2 separate regions of the Homo sapiens genome follow, and region 1 is linked to region 2. Evidence: chromatin loops called from intact Hi-C (ENCODE). Cell type or tissue: PC-9. All regions are shown on one strand. Each heading gives the region's core, and the rest is flanking DNA. Links, peaks and the distances in the headings are about the cores only. Region 1 has its middle 63 kb from the start of ZNF133. Region 2 overlaps LOC124904876 (a long non-coding RNA gene).

The links. A loop is a pair of places that touch in the nucleus more often than their neighbours do. Peaks named below come from ENCODE experiments on the same cell type or tissue, not always from the same donor. Only the 100,000 strongest peaks of a DNase experiment are listed, where the experiment ranks them.
Region 1: it touches region 2 in a loop (6-fold over the local background); 3 of 110 quality-filtered maps call a loop at or near these places.

What each region holds. Positions count from the first base shown.
Region 1 is chr20:18,219,755-18,230,695 of GRCh38, reverse strand. It overlaps the pseudogene GGCTP2. Among named protein-coding and RNA genes, the nearest start is that of ZNF133, 63 kb to the left of the region's middle. RefSeq lists an enhancer at 4,886-5,385. In PC-9, for the core only: no CTCF peak of the experiment used is centred there; DNase peaks (open chromatin) are centred at 5,585 and 7,225; H3K4me3 peaks cover 883 bases; H3K27ac peaks cover 2,459 bases.
Region 2 is chr20:18,272,656-18,283,596 of GRCh38, reverse strand. LOC124904876 (a long non-coding RNA gene) reads right to left here. Exons shown (of 3, transcript XR_007067544.1): 2 at 10,911-10,941; 3 at 3,526-3,790. Among named protein-coding and RNA genes, the nearest start is that of ZNF133, 10 kb to the left of the region's middle. In PC-9, for the core only: CTCF peaks have their summits at 6,462 and 6,665 (motif pointing right); a DNase peak (open chromatin) is centred at 6,666.

The DNA of each region.
Region 1 (10,941 bases), core at 1,169-9,168, 52 kb after region 2:
CCAAGATTGTGTCACTGCACTCCAGCCTGGGCGACGGAGCAAGACTCAGTCTCCAAAAAAAAAAAAAAAACAACTGAAAAAAAGGTTTCTTTGAGAAGTACACAGACAGTAGAAGTAGGAAATATTTAACTCTTCTCAGTAGTTACATGGATACAATAGAAATGGCGTCATCTACATTTCTGCTTAACCATTGGTTGCTATGATTTTCATAATCACAGTGACCTTTCTGGTTACCTGAGATTTGATCCTTTCTCTCAGAAGGTCCTAAGAGTTTATTTAGTAGAAAGAAATCCCTTCTTTCTTTTTTCTCCCCACCAATTTGGTGCCAGTAATGAAAGCCTGGTATTATGGGAAGTGGCCTCTCTGGACCTGGTCTGAGGATATCAATGCGTCAATGTTAGGCCAGAAGAAGTTACGTGATCAACATGACATCTGATTTCAGGTAAACAAAATTCACACCACTGACTAGTTTTTGTATTACTTTGTTTTTCAGAACAAAATACTGTATAAGCCACATTACCCCCATACAAAGAATTGTAATCATTTGTAATACTTATGAACTAGGTATTCATTTGTACAAATCTGGAAAGCCAAGATGACCTGGTAATGCTGAGTCAGAAAGGGGCAAAGCAAGAACAAAGGCTCAGTTACCTTGACAGCCGGTTTAGCCTTTCACAGACACACGGGTTTACGCTCTTAAATACACCAAGTTCATGATAAACACATGCTTTATAAAACCAGATCATTCTGAATCTTTGTTTTTTATTTTTTTTCCTGAGACGGAGTCTCTCTCTGTCGCCCAGGCCGGAGTGCAATGGCATGATCTCCGCTCACTGCAACGTCCGCCTCCCAGGTTCAAGTGATTATCCTGCCTCAGCCTTCTGAGTAGCTGAGATTACAGGTGGGTGCCGCCATGCCTGGCTAATTTTTGTATTTTTAGTAGAGACAGGGTTTCACCATGTTAGCCAGGCTGGTCCTCAGGTGATCTGCCACCTCGGCCTCCCAAAGTGCTGGGATTACAGGCGTGAGCCACCACGCCCAGCCCATTCTGAATCTTTTTTTTTTTTTTTTTGAGAGGGAGTCTTGCTCTGTTGCCCAGGCTGGAGTGCAGTGGCACAATCTTGGCTCACTGCAACCTCCGCTCACTGCAACCTCCGCCTCCTGGGTTCACGCCATTCTCCTGCCTCAGTCTCCCGAGTAGCTGGGACTACAGGCGCCCGCCACCACACCTGGCTAATTTTTTGTACTTTTAGTAGAGACGAGGTTTCACCGTGTTAGCTAGGATGGTCTCGATCTCCTGACCTCATGATCTGGCTGCCTCGGCCTCCCAAAGTGCTGGGATTACAGGTGTGAGCCACCACACCCGGCCATTCTGAATCTTTAAAAGTAAATCTTTTTCTATGGAATCTAAAATAGACCTGATTTCAAATGTATCCTTTTTTTGTTTGTTTTTTTTGAGACGGAGTCTCACTCTGTCGCCCACTGGCTTTCCAGATTTGTACAAATGAATACCTAGTTCATAAGAATTACAAATAATTACAGTTCTTTGTATGGGGTAGTGTGGCTTATACAGTATTTTGTTCTGAAAAAGTTAAGTGCAGAGTGCACAGTGATCTCGGCTCACTGCAACCTCCATCTCCTGGGTTCAAGGGATTCTCCTGCCTCAGTCTCCAGAGTAGCTAGGACTGCAGGTGCCTGCCACCATGTCCAGCTGGTTTTTATATTTTTAGTAGAGACAGGGTTTCATAATGTTGGCTAGGCTCCTGACCTCAGGTGATCTGCCTCCCTCGCCCTTCCAAACTGCTGGGATTACAGGTGTGAGACACTGCACTGAGCGTCAAATGTATTCTTGCTTTTAAAAAGAACAGTTTTAGGCTCACAGAAAAGTTGCAGATAGTAGAGTTCTCCTTTACCCCCAATATCAACATCTGGTATAACCACATTAAAATTAAGAAATGTACATTCTTGTTTGATTATTTACTATAAAAAATTTTTTTCTAGGCTGGGCGCGGTGGCTCACGCCTGTAATCCCAGCACTTTTGGAGGCCAAGGCGGGCGGATCACAAGGTCAGGAGATCGAGACCATCCTGGCTAACACAGTGAAACCCCGTCTCTACTAAAAACACAAAAAATTAGCTGGGCGTGGTGGCGGGTGCCTGTAGTCCCAGTTGATGGCGGGGGTGGGGGGGTGGGGAAGAGGGAAGGGGGTGCTAAGGAAGGAGAATGGCGTGAACCTGGGAGGCGGAGCTTGCACTGAGCCGAGATCGCCCTACTGCACTCCAGCCTGGGTGATGGAGAGAGTCTCAAGTCTCAAAAAAAAAAAAAAAAAAAAAAAAAAAAATTCTAAATGGACATGGGTACTATACTATTAACATAGCTGCAGACTTTATTTGGGCTTCAACAGTTTTCCCACTATCACATATAGATGTCATGTCTCCTTAATCTCCTAAAACCTGTGACAGTCCCTCAGTCTTCCCTTGTCATTCATGACTTTGCCACTGTTGAAAAGTACTGGTCACTGATTTCGTAGAATATCTCTCAACGTGGGTGTGTCTCGGCGTTAGATGGAGTCTATTCATTTTGGGCAGGAAACCACAGGTGGCATTGTTCCTTCTCCCTGCATCCTACTGAGGGAACATCATGTTGATGTATCTTCTTACTGGTGATGGCATTGTGTCCGGAATTGGTGGGTTCTTGGTCTCACTGACTTTAAGAATGAAGCCGCGGACCCTCGTGGTGAGTGCTACAGTTCTTAAAGGCGGCGTGTCCAGAGTTTGTTCCTTCTGATGTTCGGATGTGTTCGTAGTTTCTTCCTTCTGGTGGGTTCGTGGTCTCGCTGGCTCAGGAGTGAAGCTGCAGCCCTTCGCAGTGAGTGTTACAGCTCTTAAGGGCGCGCGTCTGGAGTTGTTCGCTCCCCCCGGTGGGTTTGCGATCTCGCTGGCTTCAGGGGTGAAGCTGCAGACCTTCACGGCGTATGTTACAGCTCATAAAGGTAGTGCAGACCCAAAGAGTGAGCAGCAGCAGCAGGATTTGCGAAAAGCGAAAGAACAAAGCTTCCACAGCGTGGAAGGAGACCCGAGCAGGTTGCCACTGCTGGCTCTGGCAGCCTGCTTTTATTCTCTTATCTGGCCCTACCCACATCCTGCTGATTGGTCCATTTTACAGAGAGCCCAGTGGTCTGTTTTGACAGGGTGCTGATTGGTGCATTTACAATCCCTGAGCTAGACACAAAGGTTCTCCACGTCCCCACTAGATTAGCTAGATACAGAGTGTCCATACAAAGGTTCTCCAAGTCCCCACCCGAATAGCTAGATACAGAGTGTTGATTGGTGCATTCACAAACCCTGAGCTAGACACAGGGTGCTGATTGGTGCATTCACAAACCTTGAGCTAGATACAGAGTGCCCATTGGTGTATTTACAATCCCTTGGCTAGACATAAAAGTTCTCCAAGTCCCCACCAGACTCAGGAGCCCAGCTGGCTTCACCCAGTGGATCCAGCACCAGGGCAGCAGGTGGAGCTGCCTGCCAGTCCCGCGCCGTGCGCCTGCACTCCTCAGCCCTTGGGTGGTCGATGGGACTGGGCGCTGTGGAGCGGGGGGCCACGCTCGTCGGGGAGGCTCAGGCCGCACAGGAGCCCACGGAGGAGGAGGAGGCTCAGGCATGGTGGACTGCAGGTCCTGAGCCCTGCCCCGCAGGGAGGCAGCTAAGGCCCGGTGAGAAATCGAGCGCAGTGCCGGTGGGCCGGCACTGCTGGGGGACCCAACATACCCTCCGCAGCCATTGGCCTGGGTTCTAAGCCCCTCATTGCCCGGAGCCGGCAGCGCCGACTGGCTGCTCCAAGTGCGGGGCCCGCCAAGCCCACGCCCACCCGGAACTCCAGCTGGCCCGCCAGCACCGTGCGCAGCCCTGGTTCCAGCTCGCGTCTCTCCCTCCACACTCCCCTGCAAGCTGAGGGAGCCAGCTCTGGCCTTGGCCAGCCCAGAAAGGGGCTCCCACAGTGCAGTGGCGGGCTGAAGGGCTCCTCAAGCAGGGCCAGAGTGGGTGCCAAGGCCGAGGAGGCACCCAGAGCGAGCGAGGGCTGTGAGGGCTGCCAGCACGCTGTCACTTCTCAGTATCTTTGATCACCTAGTTAAGGTGGTGTCTCTTGGATTTGCCTGCTCTGAAATTACTATATTTCTCTTTGTAATTAATAAACATTTTGGGGGACATACTTGAGTCTGCAAATATCCTGTTTGTCCTCAAACTTTTGCTGAATAGTTTTAGAATTCATTGGTGAGTCCAACAATTATTATTGTGCTTTTCTCAGTGATTTTCTATTTTCCTCATTCCTTCTACACATAAGCAAAAGCTGCTCTTTCTTCCTTATTTATTTATTTACTGATTTTTAAAAACTTACTGGTATCAGTATGGACTCATGGATGTTTATTCTATGGTTATAATCCAACATTACTTTTTTTAAGTCTTAAATTGCTTCAGCTTTGGCCATTAGGAGCTCTTTCAGGTTGATTCCTGTGCCCTTTGACTGTCCTCACCCTTTTTTTCCTGGCATTTCCCTCCTTACTGGCACCATAAGGTGCCTCAGCTCTGGAATAGAAGCATCAATGATATTGCTGTCTAATTAATCATGAACAAAACAAATTATCACTATTGATCTCTACATGACAGAGCTAAAATAATGTCCCAGGCCTCTATGTCACCAACATTTAGAAACTCTGTAATTAGTTTAGATACTATGGTTTTATTTTACTCTTTTGTCCATTTAAGTAACACCTAGAACAATACATCACACGTGCTCAATACATACTTGTGAAATGAATGACTACTCTGTGCCAAACACTGTCTGAGCCCAGCACAGGAAAAACCCAGCACAGAGCTTGGCAAAGGAAAAACACCCTTCTGAGAATGCACGGTTCCTTCTGAAAATGCATAATCCATGCGAGCATTTTTCTTTCTTGGCCAGAGAAGAATTATCCATGTAGCTGGCTTGGGGTTTCTCTTCTTTTAGGATACTGGAGAAAACAGTTGGGGCACACGCCTGCTAACATCAGGTCCTATATAGCAGCTCTCAATTCCAGACCTTAGTGCAGACCCCAGAATGGGAAAGGTAAGCAAAAGAATGGCAGGACACGGGGGATTATGCCGAGAGTCAAATGTCACCACCTCTGAAGGGCTGCTGTGCCTGCTGGCCTAGCCAGAGCACCTTGCCCGCTGATTTTCCAGATGGTGGTTGTTGCTGTTTGTCCCTAGATCTGCTCAGTCTTAGCCTTGACACTGTTTAAATCTGGATGAAAAAGACAGCAAAGAAAACAAACTTAGGGCTTTCTTCTTTTTTTTCCCTGCCCCACCAGTGTTCCCTGGATAGTTTGGCCCCGGCATTCAGCCAAGAAAAACATCTGTGATTCAAGAATCATGACACAGCCAGGACCTGCCACCCTGCAGCTCAGAGGCTTTCTTTTCTTGCAGACAAGGGTGAAGAAGTTAGAGGTCAGTATACTCTCAGTCCTCAGGGGCTCCAGCCTGCAGCTCTGTATTGTCAGCTCGTCAGAGATGTGGGACAGGGCACACTCTCTGTGGGAGCCGGCAGGAAAACCAGGCTGTGCTCAACAACAAGAGAAACAAAGAAAGCACGAGGGCTGAGCTGAGAGAACCCTGCCATGAGTCAGCCTGGGGCTCCGAGGGGGCATAAGGCCAGGCTGATACACAGACACCGCCTACCCTCTGAGTCCCTGAAATGGATTTTTTTTGGGTCCTATTAGCCAATAGGAAGTTGCATACAAAGAACAAAAATTCCTAGGATCACCCATCAAATCAAGTTAAACCTGGGCTTTTGGTATACTGTCTTCCCAGCCACTGAGAGAGATTTCTGTAAAGAAAGCATTGTTTTGTTGTTTTGTTTATTTATTTAGAGACATGGTCTCTTGTGGGCAGCTGCTATGGGTTGAATTGTATTCCTCAAAAAACATATGTTGAAATCCTATCTCTAGTATCTCAGATTGTGAGCTTACTTGGAAATAGAATCTTTGCAGATTTAGCTAAGTTAAGATGGGGTCACTGGTACCCTTGTAAAAAAGGCAAATTTGAACATACATGCAGAGGGCAATGGTGTGGAGACACAGGGAGAACGCTGTGTGATTACAGAGGATCACGTGAAGCAGCTACTGCCCCAGAAAGACTAAGGCTTCCAGAAGCCGGGAGAGAGGCCTGGAGCATTTCCTTCCCTAGCACCCTCAGAGGGAGCACGGCTGTGCCAACACCTTGGGTTTTGGACTCCTGGCCTCCAGAACTGTGAGAAAACAAATTTCCATCGTTTTCGGCCACCCAGTTTGTTGTTATGGCAGCTCTAGAAAATGAACACAGCAGCAATGGACATAGGTTCACTGTAGTTTGTTGTAAAATTATTTTGAGAAGACAATTTTCAGGGTCTCTGAGGATTTCATAAAGGTTTTCTATTTCCCAAGCAAGTTCTCAGGAAACAGCCAGGGAGCCAGACACACATGCGTACAAATCTCAGCTTCGCCATTTATTATCTACTTGACGTTGGGCAAGATCCTAAGTCTCTCTAGAGCATTCTTCATCCTTCAAAGAAGGATATGAAACTCTCTTCCTAAGGCCATCTAAAGAGTGAATGAGGTCGTGTTTTTTAAATTGTTTATTGTGTGGCCTCACACATGGTGGCCCGTCAAGATGTTAGATTTCTTTCCTAACAAACATGAAAGAAGACCCTGCCCTGTAGCAGGCAAGCTGGGTGTTAGCTGAGAGTCTCCAACCTAATGTCTATTCAGCATAATAAATATTAATAAGTGCAGTAGACACTGCCAGGGCTCTGGCCAGACCCTTGCAGATCCCTTTAACTGTTTTGTCTGTACTCCCTTGAGTATGCACCCCACGACTCACACCAGAGACTCTTCTTGGAAGTCTTTTCTCGGGCTACTGGAGCCACTTTTTCCACACTCAGGTTGCTAGAAGTGCCTGTGAGTTTATATCCTCTATCTGGGGCAGTTCATGGCCAAAGTCTGAAGGATGCAGGCGTGTGACAGCCCACTTCCTTTGCTTGGAGTCAGGGAAACTCTGAGGCATAACTCACACTCCTGAGTTCCCCTGTAGGATCACGCTGGAGCCACAGGACTTTGCCTGAAAGCATACATTTGCTTTGCCCATCCCTACTTCCACATCAGCCTTCCTGTGAGCATGTCCTTAATGAGTCGCTTACATTCAACTCTGCAATTAAGAGTCTGCTTCTGGGGCACCTGACCCAAGGCAATAAGCTACTGAACATCTCCTGCTGAGATGCCACATGATATTGAAGTTCTGATGGTTAAAGCTAAAAAAACAACCTGACCAGACTGCATTCCAATCATTCACTATTTTAACAGCCATAATAATTATACTAGTAACCTCTCGTTCATGTGTCCAATACATGCATTACGTTCAATTCTAATCCTCATAACCAATGTATACATAGGTAGTTTTACCCTTGTAACAGTTTTTTTCAATGGCCACAAATTTTTTGATTCTCCTCCCATCAAGAGGTAAAGTGTAGGTCCCCTTCCCTTGAATCCCTTTACTTTTACAGAAATCTGCTCAATTTTGATAATGTGTCCCTCAGTTCCCAAGATGTGGCCATTCTAGGATATTCTTTCCCAAGTAAGGACATTCAGCCATGTGGGTTGGTTAACCTTAAATTGCATCTCTAATAGACAGTATATAGTTAGCTCTTACTTTTATAACTAGTTTGATAATCTCTGCCTTTTGACTATTTAGTCCATTTATATTTGATGTGATTATTAATATAGTTTGAGTTGCTGCTATTTTGCTATTTGCTTTTTTTTGTTTCATTTGATTTTTGCTTCTCAGTATCCCCTTTTTCTTGCGTTCTTATGGTTTCATAAAATATTTGATTAAATTTAAAATTTAGAATCTCAGATTTTCTAGGCAATTGCTCAGGTCAGTGAGCTTCAAACCCAGGATTGTGAAAACAGTTTAATTTCTCTGATAGCATGTTTTCTCTACTATCCATGATGATGTTTATGAAGTCAATATCAGGCTGAATTATATTCAATTGTCAGGTAAATAAAATCTTTAGAAGTTATTAATTTGGAGTTTACTGAAACAGGAATTTATGATTCTTCACTGTATGGAGATGTTTCCATATAATCTATGTAAAGGAGAAATTACACAGCATAAAATAAAAAACTGGCTAAACCTTAGAGAAGCCAGCCGGCAGGCAAGAAGAAATTCAGTAAGAATGGGAATTATCACTCACCTCATTGGTACAATATTTTTGGGGCTTATAAGTGCTCCCTACAATCAGATGGCACATCTGTGAAACATCTGATTTGGGGAAAAACTGACAAAAATGTTTGCTGATATTTCTTTAACCTATTTGTTTTATATAAAGTAAACTAAACTTTGTAGTCATGTCTCCCTGATCTGCTTGGATTTGTCTGCTCTGAAATTACTATATTTCTCTTTGTAATTAATAAACATTTTGGGGAACACACTTGAGTCTGCAAATATCCTGTTTTTCCTCAAACTTTTGCTGAATACTTTTAGAATTCATTGGTGAGTCCAACAATTATTACTGTGCTTTTCTCAGTGATTTTCTATTTTCCTCATTCCTTCTACACATATTAATTATAATTCTTCCATAAGCAAAAGCTGCCCTTTCTTCCTTATTTATTTATTTATTTACTGATTGGTATCTATTATATGGTGGCTGGGGCATTGCAAGCCTGTAAGTGTCTAACAAATATTAATTGATTTATATTTACAACCTTTGTTTCATTGCACAAAGTGTCACAGGCAAAAATTTAATTAATGTAGCTTGGCAATTGAAGACATGGGAAAGAAGACATGAAAAATAAGAGTAATTAACATTTGTTGGTTCCTGGCTATGTTCCCAGCAAGGTCCAATGAATGTCTATGAGATGGGGATAGATACATGGGCCCTCACAGGGAGGTTGTGAATATCAAATGGGAAAGTGCATATGAAAACTTTTTGAAAACTCTGAGTGGGGTAAATGCTCTGTCTTCAGTGGGGCCACCCAGAGCAGAGCCTCTCAAATAAATCAGATGCACAGGATAGACTGAGGGGATGCACTGAATGCACTCAGGAGAAACAGAGGGAGGGATGTTCTGTGTCTTCATTTCCTAACTTGCATTTTGAGGGAAAGTATCAAAAGTTATTATGCATTCAACAAACATTTTTTTTATTTTGTTTTGGCTTTTGGGGTTTTTTTTAGACACAGAGTCTCTGTCTGTCATTCAGGCTGGAATGCAGTGGTGCATTCATAGTTCATTGCAGCTTTGAATTCCTGGGCTCAAGCCATCCTCCCACCTTAGCCTCCTGAGTATGTGGGAGTACAGATGCACGCCACCACCACACCTGGCTAATTTTATTTATTTTTTTAACCACAAATAGATTTATTCCTCTAAAAACAGTATACCATCTTTCCAGTTTCAAAATGTTATTATCAATTGTCTGCAGATTACTTACTCTCATTAAGCTGATTTTTTTAAAACCCAGAGCAGAGCAATTTACCAGCACCATCAGTATCATCATCAAGCAAGCTGCAAATCTATCCTTTGCCAGAACAAGGAAACACTGAAGATCAACTCAAGAGAATAATAGCTTCAAGTGTTTACCGAAGGGGTACTCACATGCATTTGTCACACATTCCAGGGCCTCATCGTCCTCTTTTTTTGTTTTTGTTTCTGTTTTTTTGTTTTTTGTTTTTGAGACAGAGTCTCACTCTGTCGCACAGGCTGGAGTGCAGTGGTACAATCTCGGCTCACTGCAACCTCTGCCTCAAGCGATTTTCCTGCCTCAGACTCCTGAGTAGCTGGGATTACAGGCATGTGCCACCACACCTGGCTAATTTTTGTATTTTTCGTGGAGATGGAGTTTCACCATGTTGGCCAGGCTGGTCTCGAACTGCTAACCTCAAGTGATCCGCCCACCTCGGCCTCCCAAAGTGCTAGGTAATCACCCTCTTTTATAACATTGCTTAACTCCTAAACCAGTTTATTTTTATAGTCTGAAAACAAGAATCACCCACGTGCGATATTTCTTCAGAGCACGGTTGAAGATGGATCAAACATGGAGATCCTCCAGATCCCTGTTTTCAAATGGTATTTTACATTAGTACATGGAATATCCTTAGATATATTCTGTTATGTTCTAATGAGTTCGTGATTCCTTTTTGATGATGTCTTCAATTTCTTCTGAGACCTTTCCTGTACGGTCATTTGGTCCCACAGCTTTTAACTTCTTTTTGTACTCCAGTGGCAAACCATTTTCTTTTGCACCTATGCAAATAACCTTTTTATACTGTGGGGATGGGAAACACTCTTGTAATTTGTCATCAGATAATGTCGATAGGTTATTTCTCTTCTTGAGTTGAAACATTAACTTCCATGACAACATAAATTCCATCACTTCTTGCCTGCAGGCGGGCCATGTAGAAGAACACCACCGAGGGGTTTTGGAGGTGGATCTCTCAGTCAGCAGGTTGCTGTCGTAGGGGAAGCACAGAAAACTCTCCTCATCTGGGCCCGGATGTCCTTGCAGCCTGAGTTTGCCGTGTCCCACTAGATGCCTGCACGGGAGTCTGGAGCAGGGCTGTGAGGAGCCACCACAGAGCGCAGGACTGTGCCCGTGATCCTGGCCAGTGATGGCCACGCCGCCACCTTGGGTTTTGGGCAATTTTAAAATTTTTGTAGAGATGGGGCTCCACTATGTTGCCCATGCTGGTCTCAAACTCCTGGCCTCAAGTGATCCCACCTTGACCTCGCAAAGTGGGGGGATTACAGGCGTGAGCCACTGTGTTCAGCCTCAACAACAATCTTTTTTTTTGAGACAGGTCTCACTCTGTGGCCCAGGCTGGAGTGTGATGGGTCGATCTGGGTTCACTGGAACCTCTGCCACCAATTCCATCTT
Region 2 (10,941 bases), core at 1,750-9,749:
TACACTTTTAAATTGTAACTGCAGGCATATTTTGTTACATCAGCCCCCTGCCATCTGAGAAATACACTTAAAGAATGTACCAAATTTACTCTGGTTATATCCTTCCTGGCTTGAGGTATTCATGCCAAGGTATGATTACCACACAATGTCAGTGTTGGAAAGAAGAAGGAGTCTGCCCCTGAGAAATGGTTTTATGTCAATATTTGATTTAGTGTATCTACACTCCCTAGTGAGATCTCAGATGACTTAATTCTTTCTCATCAATGTGCCTGTTGAAGTGCAGACTTCTCAGGAGTAGTTGGAGATACTGATTTTTATTGTTTTGTGTGCGAGTTTCTCTCTTGGTTCTGAGTGCCTGAATTTAGTAAGATACACTTGAAGCCTGTCCCTTACAATGGCAATTACTGCATGTGTAATCTGCGTCTACTATACAAACTCAGCAGAAGAGCTTTACATCATTTGCTGCAAAGATGTTATACAAAGGCATTGCCTTGGGATATTTATGGACCAAACAAGGTGGCATTTGTGTGCTGGCTGTCACTTCTGATTGTATTTGAATACCTGCTTCTGAATAATAAAGTTCAGAAAACAGGCCGATTTGTTGTCCCAGAAAGGATACATTCAGCTGTTGGATTTTCTTTATTGCTTGGTTTGGCCAAGTAGGAAGTTGGTTTAAGGAGTCGCTGCAAATTTTAGTTATACTATTTTTGTCTTTGTTCCTAATTGTTGCTGCTGTCAAGTATGTTGTTAACAGGGTATTAATACTTTGGCAGAGCTACCAACTCATCAGTTCTAACCACAGATGATTCTGTATCAAAAAGAAATTGAAGTGACTCTGATAGAAACAAATCATGTGAGAATGATACAAAAAACAACATGGAGATGTAGAACTGGAAACCTGATAACTTGGCTAATATTTGTGTGGTCATCCAATCATTTTAGGCAAAGAAAAGAGCAAAAGAAGAGACAGTAAAAGGAAAAGATTCCATTTACAGCAGCACCTGCTTAGAAAATAATAAAGCAATGCCATCTCCCCTCAGCTATATCTGTTAAGAACTCTAAACTTTGAGTGACCCTAGTAGGGCAAAACTACTTGGCTGTAACTCAATAATTTTTCCTGACCTCTGAAAAATAGAACCTTTTAAACCAATTATGTAACAGTACTATGGATTCATTCTGACCTATCCAGAGTGCTAGTTTTTAATCCATAATGAACACAGCCACAATGAAACTCTACCTCCTAACATTTAAAAACACTGAAATTTCCCCCTCAGTGAACAACTTGTGAAACTTTTTCAGTGGTGTGTGTAGTAACTCAACCTTTTCACTTCTTTTCTTAAGCCTTGGTAGTTTTTGTTTTACATTAGAAACAAAACAAGAATACTATGTATGAAAACCAAAATTCTGATCATAGCAAATCCATTGTATTTAATGACTTTATCATTGAAATAAAAAATTTAAGAGGTAAGGAAACAAAGTCTTCAACCCAAGCTTGAAAAAATATAGCAAAAAGAAACACAAAGGCATAAATGAATACATTGGAAAGCAGTGAAACTGTGATAATACTTGTGAAGCGATTTGGGGCTCAGTACCTGTTGGCCAGGATTCATTATTGCTGCTTCCTTATTCTCCTCCAATGTATGTTCCATTTCACCTTGTTCCTGGCAGCTTCTCACAAGCTCTATTGCAGTTTTTTTTTTTGTTTTTTTGTTTTGTTTTGTTTTGTTTGAGACAGAGTTTTGCTCTTATTGACCAGGCTGGAGTGCAATGGCACAATCTCGGCTCACTGCAACCTCTGCCACCCAGGTTCAAGCAATTCTCCTGCCTCAGCCTCCCGAGTAGCTGGGATTACAGGCACCTACCACCATGCCTGGCTAATTTTTTTGTGTGTTTTTAGTAGAGACAGAGTTTCACCATGTTGGCCAGGCTGGTCTCAAACTCCTGACCTCAGGTGATTGACCCAGCTCAGCCTCCCAAAGTGCTGGGATTACAGGTGTGAGCCACCGCACCCGGCTGCTCTATTGCACTTTTTTTTTTTTACTGATAGCGTGATTTACCTGTTTAAAGAAACATGCCTTTGGGTAGTTTATTTTTATATTTAAATATATTTTTATTTTTATATATTGAAATGGTTATTTTTTTAATTTAGAAAGAAATACTTTTTTGTAAATTTTAAACCTTTTATTTGAAAATAATTTCAAACGTAACAAAGTTGCAGGTGCAGTACATGTAACACTGATGCAGTACTTTTAATAACCTATCATCGGTATTCTAATTTGACAATTGACTTGATAATGTGTTTTATAACTTTTTTTTTTTTTTGCGTTCTAGTATGGGATCCAGCCTAGGATTAGGTTTAGTTGTCATGATTCTAGTATCCTTTAACCTGGAATATTTTTCTTAGGGTTTGTTTTTCTGTCTTTTAAGAACAGGGTCCTCCTTTTTGGTAGCTGAATGTTTTATTTGGGGGTTGTGTGAGGGATATCACATTTGGTAGTGCCTGATTTCTGCCTTGTACAGTTACTATTTTTTTCGTTTCTAAGACCATCTCTGAGGAGACAATTTAAGACTGTGCATCCATTAATGATTCTTGCCTAGACTAGTTTTTACCCTAATAGTTACAAAGCTGTAATTTCCAATGCCAACACTCCCTCCATATTTTCCAGTCAGCACTAGGCATTCAGGTAGGATGCTATTTTATGAAAGAAAATACAGTATTCAGGTAGCAGTGAGAGAAGGACAGGCAAATCACTGATCCTAGTGTCACCAGAGCTATTCAGAGGTGCAGAGAGCTGTGAGAGCTTGGAGAAGGGAATATGGGGTGCAGAGTGGCAGAAGGCAAGGTTGGGGCTACATAAGCTTCCTCACCTGCCTGGCCAAGGTGTCTTGACTCGATTTTGCATGTGGCTGAGCTTATAAAATCATAACAACACAAAACCTACCAGCTGAGAAAAGAAACCTTATCAATTTTTAAAAATTTAAATATGGTAGTTCCCCTCCCCTGCCATCCATGGGGGGTTACATTCAAGACTGGTTGCCTGAAACCTTGGATAGTACCAAATCCCACATACTGTACATATGTTTTTTGCTATACAAAAAAACTGAAGATATGGTTTAATTTATAAATTAGGCACAGTAAGAGATTCATAACTAATAATAAAGTAGAACAACTATAACAATATACTGTAACAAAAGTTGCGTGGATGTGGTCTCCCGAAATATCTTATCGTACTGTACTCGCCTATTTTCAGACCGTGGTTGCCCCTGGGTAACTGAAACCTCAGAAAGTGGAACTGTGAATAAGGAGGACTACAGTGCTGCATCCACGTGTCCATATATTTAGTATTTTTAGAATAGATTGTCCATAAGTTAATTTTTTTTACCATATTCATAATTGAGGAAGTCTGAGCATTGCGTTAATATTTTTTAATGACAATAAAACCAGTAGCACTGAGGGCAGATCCTAAAGAATGAAGAAATTAAGGGCAATAAGGAAGACGAAGAGAGTCAGGGATGACTTGTAGCTCTGGTAAAGACAAGAGAGCTTTATTATCAGTGGCAACAGGGAGCCATTAGAAAACCATCTAATGTAGACCAGAGCTTCTCAAACTTCAGTATTCTGGGGATCTTGTTGTGATGCAGATTCTGATTCAGAGGCCCTGAGCTTTCTAGTAAGGAGGATGCTCCTGCCCCAGGACAATGTTTGGAGATGTTGGTCCTCAGAATGTACATTGTAAGTGACAGGTCAGGTGTGGATAAAGCAGACCAAGACAGCAGCTGAAGTTTTGTCCTAGAAATGGGTTGACATGATACCTCAGTCTTGATGAAATGAAATAGCCATCATTTAGTGATTCCTTTGGGAATTTGTCCTCCAGTAGTTCTGTTAGGGCCCAAAGATCCAGGTCTGCCTCAGTCTCAGGCACAGGCTACTATTTTTGAAGTTCTTTTCAGGAGCCAGATACTGTGCTTTAGTCACATCACCTCACTGAGCCCTCCAGACAGCCAAATGGAGATGACTTCCTTTTTACGGACAGGACATGGAAGCTCTGTGTTAGTGAGTACGTTGCCTAAGGTCATGCAGCCAGTAAGTTGCAGAACTCAAATCTGAACCCTTCTGACTCAGAAACTCTGCTCTTACCACATCTTAATTAAGTGCCCACCACAAACACATGGCTCATGAAATGAATGCCTCATGCTCCCTGCCCTCCAGCAGCACAGAGTCTAAAGGGAAGGATGTGTCACAGGTAATTACCATCCAGCCATGTTGGTGGAGAAGAGTACCACCAAGGTATTAGCTTTCCACTCTGCAGCCTTCTTTGGTTAGAACTGTTAAAAATGTCCTTTTACAAAGCAGAAGCTTGAACATTGAATAAGTTGGCATAACATGTTTAAAGGTAATAAATGATTACATCTACCTTAATTGTTTTCATTCCAACATATCGTGACAATTTTCTAATATAAAAGTTGAGAGAATGGCCGGGCGTGGTGGCTCACGCCTGTAATCCTAGCACTTTGGGAGGCTGAGGCGGGTGGATCACAAGTTCAGGAGTTCAAGACTAGCCTGGCCAAAATGGTGAAACCCTGTCTCTACTAAATATACAAAAATTAGCCATGCGTGGTGGTGGGCGCCTGTAATCCCAGTTACTCGCGAGGCTGAGGCAGGAGAATCGCTTGAACCCGGGAGGCGGAGGTTGCAGTGAGCCAATATCGTGCCACTGCACTCCAGCCTGGGTGACAGAGTGAGACTCTGTCTCAAAAAAAAAAAAAAAAAAAAAAAGTTGAGAGAATCATACAGTGAATATCCAGATGCCCGCCATAGTTATTTTTTACTATATATCTTTTGTTATATTTTCTGTCATCCCTCTATCCATCCATCAGTTCATCCACTTTTTTGATGCATTTCAAAGTTGCAGACATCAGTTCACCCCTAAATCGTTCAGCATACATGTCATTAGAGTTCAGTATTTGTCAATGGTTTTTTTTTTTAAATTTAAAACATACAACAAAATGCACAGATCTTAAGTGTACTATTCGATGAATCTTGACAAATGCAGACACCCATAAAACCCAAACCCTTCTCGAGATGAGAATATCCCCGCCATTCTGGAAGGTTTCCTCATGCCCCTTCCCAGTCAAACTCAATTCTGTTGCCTCAAAGGCAGTCACCAAATTAGTGATTCCTGTTCTAGAACATCACATAAATGGAATTAGCTTTTTTTTTTCTTTTCCTTTTAGAAGCCTGTGGTCTTAGCAAAGAGTTGCAAACATTCAACACATCCTTATTAGGCTCCAGCTATCTATCTGTAAGAATTTGTTTATAGGATATGTTTGTTTTAGTGGAGTAGCAAGAAGGCTTGAAGGACTGCCAAGGACACACCCTTCATACAAAGGCACCCACATCAACGCACTAGATGAGAGAGCATCACAATCCCATGTAAGGGCAGAGTAAGCCCCCCACCCCAGGCTGGGAGATTAATGGGTTACAGCAGTTGGCCCCAACCTAGGGATCTTTGGCTTCCAGGTATCCCCAGAATTACCTTTGAACTCCACTATTATTTTTAGTATTTCAAAATATCAAATTGAAATGATACATTAATCTTGCATAGGGCTGCACAGACTAACAAAAGTACTTTTTTTCTTTCTACTGTTGATTGTTATTGTAGAATTATAATAGCGAACATCTCTGGCATATTTATAATGTATCAATCACTGTTTCAAGCATTTCACATTTTAAATTTCATTTGATAATATCAGTAGCGTAACGTCTCATACATGGTCATTGTTTCTGTACTTTTTTAAATGAGAAAATGCATTTTTACTCTAAAAGTGTGGCTTGCTTGGTAGACTAAAAACCTTCAAATATGAGGCCTGTGGAGAAAAATAATGAAAGGAATGGCTGGACTAAATAGAGGCAAGTCGGCTGGGCGCAGTGGCTCACGCCTGTAATCTCAGCACTTTGGGAGGCCAAGGCGGGCGGATCACAAGGTCAAGAGATCGAGATCATCCTGGCCAACATGGTGAAACCCTGTCTCTATTAAAAGTATAAAAATTAGCTGGGCCTGGTGGCGGGTGCCTGTAGTCCCAGCTACTCGGGAGGCTGAGGCAGGAGAATGGCTTGAACCCGGGAGGCTGAGGTTGCAGTGAGCTGAGATCATGCCATTGCACTCCAGCCTGGGTGACAGAGCAAGACGCCGTCTCAAAAAAAAAAAAAAAAAAAAAAAAAAATAGAGGCAAGTCTCTCTTTGATTCTTAAGGAAATCTATGCTTGGGGAACCTTTGTTAACGTATTGAAAATGTGAATAGTGACATTACAGGAAGTTGAAGGTATAAATCGTAAGAAATTGGCACTATAGATTTGTGATTAATTTTTCTTGATTTTTACAAAGGCATAAGAGACTGGAGTTACGAGTTCATTTTCCTCTTGTTACTGAGGGGTCTGGGCCAGGGAGTCCGGTTTCTTCCTCTTTCGAGATTTAACCAATTGTGTGACCGTGGATGAGGCATTTGACCCCTTTGGGCCTCAGTTTCCCATGTGTAATGTGTAGTTTGAACTAGTCATCTCTAAAGCCCTTTCCAGGAATGAAAGTATGTGGTTCTCTGACGTTTGCTCCAAGATGCTCATCCGCTGAAAGCCTTGCCCTGGCTCCACGGGCTTCAGCCCTTTGAACAGAAGAGGGCGCCCTAAACATGGTGATTCCTTCCTTTCCCTGCGGGCCCTTTTGGCAATTCAGGTAGAGGACCGGCGCAAGTGTTCTCGTCAGGATTCAGTTGTCCAGAGGCCAGCATTTTCCCTGGACAAGGGGTAGCTAAGGCCTCAGAGGAAGCCACTGACTTTGCATCTTTCCAAATCTTGTGAGGTTGAAATTTTAATTATATTTTAACTATGGATATAATTGAAGAAGATGGAAAAAAGACACTATTGTAATTCCATAGTCAGTTACTGCTCTAAAATAAAATGCAGATAAGTAATATAGCCATTCTCGTTCTTGTTGACTGGAGGGGGTGGGGTATGGACGTGTCACGTATTGTCTCAGGGCTCTCAGGGCATGGCTTCATTCATTCATTCCATATTTTCCGAGGGTCTACTTGGTGCCAACTACTGTTTGTTTATAGCGTCAACCAAACAAAGCCCTTGTCCCCATTGAAGCTAATATTGTATGAGCATTTTCAAAATGGTGGGCTGAAATGGATCCTCAGGCCTCGAAATGCATGCATGGAGCCATATTTGAGCTAACTAAGGGTGTGAAGCTTCCATACACCAAGTAGTTTCCAAAGGAAACTGCCCAGGGACAGAACATCTGCTTATCAGGAGTTTTGCCACTAGCAAAATGGAGTAATTGGGAAAATGACTGTTGAACAAGTTAAATGTACAGGTACAACATTCTTTCTTTCTTTCTTTCTTTTCCTGAGACAGAGAGTCTCCCTCTGTCGGCCAGGCTGGAGTGCAGTGGCGCAATCTCCGCTCACTGCAACTTCTGCCTCCCAGGTTCAAGTGATTCTTCTGCCTCCACCTTCCAAGTAGCTGGGATTACAGGCGCCCACCATCATGCCCGGCTAATTTTTGTATTTTCAGTAGAGACGGGGTTTCGCCATGTTGGCCAGGCTGTTCTTAAACTCCTGACCTCAGGTGATCCACCCACCTCGACCTCCCAAAGTGTTGGGATTACAGGCGTGAGACACCGCGCCTGGCCCAACATTCTTGAAAGAAGGACAAGAAAGCTACCTGCATTTGTCCACACTGCTCAGTCTCAAGGTAATAAAGGGAGTGGAAGGCTATTAGCATTCAGGCAAACGCAGCAGCTAAAGCGCCTGTTATGGGCAACAGCACAGGCTGTAGAGTGAGGCTGCCCAAGTTTCAATGCAAGCTCTGCCACTCACCCTCTGGCTGAACTGGCGGAAATTTCTTAACCTGCATGAGGTTCTGTGGGTCATGTGGGGATTCAATGGGTCCACATATTTAAGCCATCAGAACAGTGGCCTCGCACACAGTAATTGCTCAGTAAATTTTCACCATACTTACCGATGTGATTATCAGTATAACCTTAAATTGGTCCCGTTCCTGATTTCTTTTCATTCTGACTAAATCCTTTTAAATCTTGGGTTAAAAGGCTAAATAAATTTGCTTAGCCAGAACAAGAGAAAGGTTTGTTGAGCATCTGCTATTCTACTGTTCTAGGAACAAGGATTTGGCAATAAATGAGATAGAGCCTCTGTCTTCTCAGGAGCTTACAGCAGACAATAAATACATTAAAAAGCAAACAAACAAGTTCAGATGTAATGGATTTGAGTAGTATTTCTCTCTTTGGAATGAATTATAACCACATTAAAATCTTACTTGTGATGTTCTTGATGCTACACATTCATGTAAGAGAACATCTTCCACTTAAGGAATTGATGTATGAATCCTAGCAAAAAACTGAGTAAGTCAGGATATCTTCTGGCTTTCTTTTCCAGTTCCACAAGATATAAGCAGAAACTGGAGATGCTACACATTCTCTTTTGGTAGAAGAGCATTGCACTTGACTACAACAAGATTTTAAGCCTGATTATTATATCTTGAATTGTATTTGTTCACAATTCAAACTGGCTAAAGACTGAATTCCAGGCTGATATTCTTAGTGTGGTTCCAGCAACTGGAAAATGGATTGTGTTTCCTTTCAGCCTTCTAATTCCTGGGTGAAATGAATATACAGTCATGTACCACATAATGACATTTCCTGACTGCATATATGACGGTGGTCCCATACGATTACAAATACTGCACATTCACTCTACCTTTTCTATGTTTAGATATGTTTAGAAACATGAATGCTGTGTTTAGATATGTTTAGACAAACAACTACTTAGCATTATGTTACAGTTGCCTACAGTTTTCAGTATAGTAACAGGCTGTACAGGTTTGTAGCCTAGGAGCAATAGGCTCTACCATACAGCCTGGGTGTGTAGTAGGCTATGCCATCTAGGTTTGTGTAAGTCACTCTATGATGCCATCTAGGTTTGTGTAAGTCACTCTATGATGTTCGCACAATAAAGTTGCCTAACGATACTTTTCTCAGAATGTTTCCCCGTCATTAAGCGACACATGACTGTATGTTACTGCTGTTATGTTTCATAGCAGCCAACCATCTTCAGCAGGGAGAGTTTCTAGTAGCCCAGACAGTATCTTTGTGCAAATTAGAAAAAGATGCCCCCTTCCTTAAGGTATTTTTCTGCCATCTACCTGAAATTTTTTATAATAAATATTCATTTCTACAAATATTCAGTGCACACCCTGCTCAACCATATCAAACAGCTCTCCTAATAGGTCTAATGAAGTCCTTCAAAGAGAGAAGCAGTACAATTTATATTATAACTTTATTTTTAATTGCCTTCTTTTTACCCTTTCGCCTTGTAACCAGTGTGACAAAACACAATCTTGTCGCCTCCAGGCAGACAAAAAGATGCATACCAGTGATTAGTAAGTCTATACCAGATCCTAGGAATTGAGTACATCCTTGGGAGGGGGAGGAGACAGTTAATATCTAGATGACCACAACAAACAAGGAAATAAAATTGCAATTCCCTCCAAAACACAAAGAACCCCTAAAACAAAACCAAAAAATGTCTCAGTCTGACCTGGCACTGGGCCATCTTTTTCAGCTGCCAGATTAGCTTTCCTGCTTTTATCCATCAATAGAAGGAGTATTGCTCCATTGTTTTGCAATTACAATGGTTCTGTGATCTCTTGAATCAAAATTGAACTTTGTCTTCTTGTGTGAGAGAATACAAGATCCATCCCATATCAGTTTTCTGGAGCTCCAGATCCATTCTCTAATGCTAGGCAGACATCTCTGCTAGACTGACCATTAGGCACTTTAAGCTGAGCATGCCTCAAACTCATCCCGTCCTTTCCCTCCCAAACCTCTTTCTCCTCCTGTAGTCCCCACATCTCCATTGACTTCCTGACTCTTCTCTCAGTTTCACAAATGATTAAGTACCTTCTTAGAGTTCCTTTCCCTTCACCTGACACACATCAGTCTCCACCACCTGCTGCGTGCTCTGCATGTGGACATCTGTCGGGATCTCTCTGTTCCCATTGCCTCAGCATTGGATGAAGTCTTGGGCCCTCGTCATTTCTCCCTGGGACTAATGCAGTGGCTTCTCAGCTAGTGTTTTAGCCATTCCCAAGTCTCCTCACCTCTTTTCAATTTTCTGCTCCCCTGTTATCTGAACAGAACTGGGACCATTTACCCGCACTGCTTATAAACCTCTAGTGGCTTCCTACTGCCTTCAGGATCAAATCTCCACTCTGTTCCAGTCTACCCCAACCTGCCACTAGTTTTAACCACTATTCACTGCTCTCCTTTCTGTTTCTCCTCCCTATCCCACGGTATTCCCTGCCACTTTTCACTACTTAAAATTTTAGAATTCCCTCAAAATGATGGGCATCAAGCCTCCTGTACTTCATGGATTGAATACCACCACGTTCTTCCTCTGGCAAACATTTTTTTAAAAATTTATTTATTTATTCATTTATTTATGACACAGGGCTCTCTCTTTTGGCCAGGATGGAGTACAGTAGCTCAGTCGTGGCTCACTGCAGTCTCAACCTGCTGGGCTCAAGCATTCCTCCCACCTCAGCCTCCCATAATGCTGAGATTACAGATGTGAGCCACCGCGCCCGTCCCCTCTGGCAGCTCTTATTCATCCTTCAGGTCCAGCACAAGTTGTCGCTGCTTCTCTGAAGTTTTCCCACCCCCACCCTCTTCCTTCGATTTTCCTAGCACATTTTATAAACTTCTGTCTTGATATTTTTGTCATGATGTGCTGCAACATGTTTCCCCTCCCAGGGGATATGCCCGGTCTCACTTCTTTCCCTAAGGCACTCAGGGCTGACTCGGTAAGGACTGTACTCAAGGGTTGGTTCAAACCTTGAAATGGGAAGATAAGGACAATGAGACA